2 separate regions of the Mus musculus genome follow, and region 2 is linked to region 1. The links are chromatin contacts, found by Hi-C or POLR2A ChIA-PET in ENCODE. All regions are on one chromosome and are shown on one strand. Each heading gives the region's core, a stretch centred on a gene start or an enhancer-like site at or near the end of the contact. The rest is flanking DNA. Distances are from core to core; before and after follow the strand shown. Region 1 has its middle 37 kb from the start of Wnt4. Region 2 holds the start of Cdc42 (cell division cycle 42).

Region 1 (2,809 bases), core at 39-2,538:
CTAATTCTGTGTGTGGTGAAGAAAAAGAGGCAGTTTAGACACCTTACACAACTGTATTGCATCTGGGCCCACATCTCTGACCTTCCGTCATCAGTGTTTACCTTCAAGTTCTTGGCTCCAGGTTTGAGTAATAGGGCAACCCCAGACTCCTCAGTGCTGAGCACTGCTTTCCACATCCTTTTCCTGGACTCGCTTCATACTGTCTTGCTGCCTTTGGGTAGTGTGGACATTAGAGCCAGCTATTGACAGGATGGTCCCCGGCCACACTCTGCTCTCCATAGGAATCACTGACCCTCAGGCACACATAAGCCTTTCTTTCATGAGGTGGTGATCCTAATGAGCTGCTCTGGAGCGACTGTCTGTGGCCTGTAAAGTATGCTATTGTTAGAGACTACTTTCACTGGAGTGCACCATTGAGAACTCGAGAGACAGTAGATACTTGCCTATTAAAGATAATATACATTAGAGTCCTGTGTTGGAGGAAGACTGAAATATATGTTTAATAGGGGAGGTTTAAAATAATTGTGCAGACTAATGTGGCCAGGATGTAAAGAAAACCCTGCAGTAAGTGTGTCATGGGTCTGCATTGCGTTCTTCTTCTGAAATAGAAAGGACAGGTTTTGAAGGTAAAGGTGAATACTCCATTACCTATTAGAGTATGAATCAAAGGCATCCTATTCAGCAGCATTTCCTGTGAGCTCTAGCCCCTGGCCACTGTCTGTAGGCAGATAAGCTGAAGTGCTCATCCTAAGGAGCTGCCCTCTGGCCTGTAAAGTAGCTCTATGTATGCTTATTGTTAGACTACTTTCCCTGGAGTATTCAATCTGATACCGGGAGGCCCAATATGTTAATCTCAGCCATTCAACACCCCCACCCCCATATACCAACCAAAGGTATGAATAGTGAAAAAAGAAAGTTAGCAAGGCCATGTTGGTAAATACTGAAAAGGGGTATGTTGACTCCAAGTCCATCCTGGGGGCTTGGCGGGGCAGGGAGGTGGTAAGGGGGACGGGGGAGGCGGGGCGTGTAATGACTGAAGCTTTAAAGAAATAGGAAGAGTTGGGAGGTAGGGAGGGATGCATAATTAAGCTTTTGGTCAAGGTGTGGTCTGATTGGTCAGTGAGTCAGGTTCTGCTGGGTGATTTGGTGAAGTTAATACCTGAGGCCCTGTTCTGGTTCCCAGAGTTGATGGCCCCTGCTAGGGATGATCTCATCCTGGTGTGATCTGTTTGGCAGGCGCTGATGGTCTGCAGTCCAAAGTAACTGCTGGTTTATGACAGTGACTGAAGACTTCCAGGTGCCTTTATGGGGGTCTGGAACAGGACGCTGTAAAAGCTGACAGCGAGGCGTCTCAGTTACTCTTTGTGTCTTAAGCCTCCAAGGAGAATGAGATCGTACCGCTGGTAGGCCAGACAGACAGAGACTAGGGTGCTTCTGAGTAGAGTTCGGCAGCGTTTTGACCTGGAAACTGGGTAGGGTGAAGGTCGGCCGACCTCTGCCCTGTTTGAGTTGGGAGCGAGTGTGAAGTGAGTGCTTTTAGCAAAAGCACTTTGTAGTACCTGATGGTGCGCTTGTCTAGACTTTTATTTGGGAAGTCGGTATTATTTTCTTCTCAGTAATATTTCAGTTCACCCTGCAGAGGGAACTCAGTAGCAGATTCCAGGTGATTAATGTTAGAGATGAATATGAGTGGAAACTGTCCTCATTAAGCCAAGGTGGGCTTCTGGGAAAAGTATTGAAACAACGGCTGCTTTGTCCTGTTGTTCATGGTCTCCCCATTGAATTTTATTATTATTTAGGGCTGAGTTTTTTGTTTGCTTGCTTGCTTGCTTTTTGAGAGAGGGTTTCTCTGTGTAGCCCTGGCTGTCCTGAGACTTGCTCTGTAGACCAGGCTGGCATTGAACTCAGCTCCTTGCCTCTGTCTCTTAAAAGTTGTACACCACCACTGCCTGGTGTAGGGTTGAGTTTTAGCTGTAAGGAATTTAACAGTAGTGCCCACTTTTGTGGGTTAGTTTGACAATCAATTAGTATTTGATTATGGTAGAGTCTGAGCTCCCGTGTCTTGACTGTGGTTAGCTAGCTATAAATGAGGTATTGGGCCAGTTCTAGAGGCAGAAAATAGAGGGTTGTTAGTGAGCTCTAAGCCTAAAACTGAAAAGCTTCATTTGTGCTTTGTGGTCATGAGTTCAGAGCTTCGGAAAGGCCTGTGCTAATACCACACTGTCTAGTGCTTCAAAACGATTATAGAGAGAGATTTTAAATTTTGGTGCCAGTTTTTGACAAGAGTTTCTTAGATGGTTGAGATTAGCTCCATCTAGTGGTAAATTTAGGTTAAAACTCTGACAATTCACTCCAGATTACACTCTAATTTGGATACCAGTTCCTTACTGGGATTTTTCTTTTTCTTTTTCTTTTTTTTTTTTTGAATCAATGACAGAAAGTCATGGAGCTGACTTTATAGTACCTTGCTGCACTGGGAAAACTAGTGAATTCTTCAAGAAGTTAAGACTTAGTCTAGAAATTCCACAGACTATCAAGTTATAAAATCTATGGAACTTCTAACTTAGGGAAATTGTGCAGAGCCTTGACTGCTATACAGTCTTGGGACAGTGTTATGAATACCTTTGATACTTCGGTAGTGAGACCATAGCCCCTGCTGTGCACTATAAGTAGTTTGTAGAGTTGCATTGCAGGGGACCACACATGGTACACACAGACTGGCACCACTGGTGTGTGTGTCAGATACTTCATATTTCCTCTGGCCAGCTATTGACTCGTTTGTTCTTTCTTGAGGCAGAGCTCATGAATT
Region 2 (3,000 bases), core at 308-2,807, 43 kb before region 1:
GAAAGGCTAGACAACTTCGATCCCTATAGGGTGAGATTGCCCACATAGGGAAATGCCCACAGGGTAGAATGCAGCCTTGCTATAAGCGGGGCTTCGTTCGACACAGAACGATGTTTACAGTACAGCTTTGAAAGAAGTAGATTGCAGGCTGGGAGGTGGCTTAGAGGGCAAAGTGATTGCTGCGCAGGTGTGAGGACTTGAGTTCGAATCCCTAGGGCCCACATAAAGCTGGATGCAGGAGCACACATCTGAGGTCTCAGAGTTCTGCCTCCTTAAGACACACCCTCCTGTTTTTTGAGAATGGATGTTTTGTATCCTAGGACACTCTGAATCTTCTATGCAACCAAGGGTCACCATAGATTTTTCTGCTTCCACCTCCCAAGTGCTGGGATTACAGCCATCCATCTCAGAGCTTGGATTATGAATGTGGTAGAGGCACTAACGTGGGGCTTCGTGCATTCTTGGCAAGCTCTCTACCGACTGGGCTACATCTCCAGCCCGCAAGAGAACATTACTGAGATAAGGTTCCTCTAATGTTGGGGAGCATCTGACAGAAGGCTAGGCTCTCTATTCTCCAGCAGCTAGTACACGGCCAGAGAAGGCAGCTATTCAACAGGCGCCGAGATGACAGGGAAGAGAAGGATTTGATAGGTCAGATCCAACCAAAGGGGCCAGGGGAGAGCACTCAGGGACAGTAAATGTAGGACTTTTTTGAGGGGGAAAGTCTTTAGTTCTAAACAAAACCGAGGGTGATACTCAACTCCCACTCCAAAAACAGACAGATAAAGCTGTGCACAGCAAGTCACTTCCTCTCTCAGAGAAGCAAAGAGGCAGGCTATGGAGGGGCACGCCTATAAGCTCAGCACTTCGGAGGTAGAGGCTTAGCAGTTTAAGATCAACCTCTGGTACCTAGTTAAGCATTCAAATCCAGGCTGCGCTAAACGAGATCACGTCTCAAGTTATTAAAAACAAAACAAAACAAAACAAACCCGGTAGCCTGGGTATGGTGATGCACACCTTTAATCCCAGCACCCAGGAAGCAGAGGCAAGGGATTCTCTGAGTTCCAGGCTAGCCTGGGCTCCACAGCAAGTTTCAATACAGCTAGGGCTACCCATGGAAAGAAACTCTTGTCAAAAAACAAAAAACAACAACAAAAAAGAGAGAGACAGCTCAGGCATGGTAGTACATTTCTTGAAATATCAGAACTCTGGAAGCAGAGGCAGTAGTATTGCTGTGTTCTGGGACAGCCTGGTCTACATAGCCATTCTGGGATAGCAAGGGCTACATAATGACACCCTGTCTCAATAAAATAAACAAAAATATAAAAGTAAAACATATTTACAACACTTTTCTTCACGAAGTTGCAAGACTCAAAATAAACTTTAGTTACAACACCGTGCACATCATTGTTCATAGTTTTATTACGGATAAAAAATACCGTTAAAAGGCGCAGAGAGCCAACCAGAGCATGCAAGGAACGCAGCCCGCGCGCGTGCGCGCCAAGGGGCGGAGCCCGAGCCGCCCTCAGCCCCTTCTCTCTCTTTGTCCCTCCCACTTCCGCGGGCACCCAACCATGCGTCCCCTGCGTGCTGACGTCAGGCGCGTGCCCCTGTCCGGCAGCCGAGGAGGCCCCGCGCAGTGCTGCCAACGCCCCGGCGGAGAAGCTGAGGTGAGTGCGGGGCCCGAGAAGCCTCCCTGCGGGAGCGTCTTCTGCGCCGCCCGGTCCCCTTCGCGTGTCCCCCCCCCCCCCGTCCTCTCTCGGTTCTCGAGGATGCTCGCGGGCAGGGGCATCCCGGTGCTTGCGGGCGGTGGGCCGCGAGGGAGGGCTTGCCGGGGTCGCGTGCGCCCGCCGGCCCGGGTTCTGAGGGAAGCGAGGCGGGGTCGCGGCGAGGCTTAGGGCTGGAATGGCGGCGCGGCGCGGCCGGGGATGGCGGCGGCCGAGGGCACAGCCCGGCCGAGCTGTCAGCGGCGGCGGCGGCGGCGGCGGCGGCGAGAGGACCGGGCACACCCATCCCACCCGCTCCCCTCCCCCTCCGGCCGCCCGCGGGCTCCGAGGCCCCGGGGCGCGGGGTGGGAGACGCCCGGTCCGGACCGGGGTCGGAGGCCGGGGGCTGTCTCTCCGTTGTGGGCCTCGACTTCCTGCTTCCCCGGCCCCGCCACGGACGCGTTGCGGCTGGCGGGGGAGGGGAGCGGAACTGCGGCCGCAGGGCCGGGCCGGGCCGGGGCCGAGGTGACGGACCGGGCGGCTCTGCGCCTGCGCCCCTCGGCGGTCTCCAGCCCCGCGCCGTGTCCTCTCCTGCCCCGCGGCTCCCGGGGCTCTCCTGCCGGGGCCGGCCTCTTTGCCATCCGGGACCTGCCTAAGCACCTCCCGAAACCCCGCCTGGCCACTTACTCAGTTCCTCGTTCCTAGCAGGAAATTTTCTTTGTCGGTTATTATTACTATTTTGTAAATTCCTCTTTCCACCCCTTTAACTCTGGGAGAAATTCAGTGTGGAAGATTACGTCATCGCAGCATAAGGGGTGAGAGTTTTAACTCCTACAAGTCAGGGCTATTCAAATTAAGACAGCATCTTGCGGCCTTTGTGGGTCAACCCAGCACATTGGTTCAGAGTAAGGTGGCAATTTTTTTTTGTTGTTGTTGAAATCCTGTTGCCTGTCTTCAGGCTGCCTGAGATGCACCTAAAATACCGAAGGTTCAAAATCTTAGGTTTAAGTTATTTTGGTCAGGGAATATACACTGTCTGCAGCCACTTGTGTAGGTATGATCTTTAAAGGACCCCTTGGCTATATACTCGGGTGAATTGCAGGAGCAATTCTTTGCCACACTAATTGTGACTTACTTGATGTAAAGAACCCAACTTCAGTGCATGGTTTGAAGAATGAGGTGAAAAGAGAATTTCGTCATACCCCTGATTTGTCTTTGTTAGGATTGCAACTTCAAAGTTGCATGCTTTAGTTTTTCCATTAAAAGGGCTTTTGGATTTTTTTTTTTTTTTTAT

What was found. Hi-C counts contacts between places; a loop is a spot of excess contacts on that map. ChIA-PET counts read pairs that join two places held with the same protein, here RNA polymerase II (POLR2A).
Region 2: a loop to region 1 is called in a map of heart, with 2.0 times the contacts of the local background. The contact joins the promoter of Cdc42 here to the enhancer-like site in region 1. A Hi-C loop is called at or near these places in 2 of 37 maps with a recorded cell type or tissue (gastrocnemius and heart). POLR2A ChIA-PET finds 5 or more read pairs at or near these places in 2 of 5 experiments (Patski and embryonic stem cell).

Annotation. Positions count from the first base shown.
Region 1 is chr4:137,313,195-137,316,003 of GRCm38, reverse strand. No RefSeq gene overlaps it. Among named protein-coding and RNA genes, the nearest start is that of Wnt4, 37 kb to the right of the region's middle. Within about 2 kb of position 1,288, at least 1 of the 3 ENCODE cell types and tissues checked has a DNase peak (open chromatin) inside an H3K27ac peak, as active enhancers do; it is heart, where a contact is called at or near this core.
Region 2 is chr4:137,356,316-137,359,315 of GRCm38, reverse strand. It overlaps Cdc42 (cell division cycle 42), which reads left to right and starts at 1,557. Exons shown (of 6, transcript NM_009861.3): 1 at 1,557-1,670.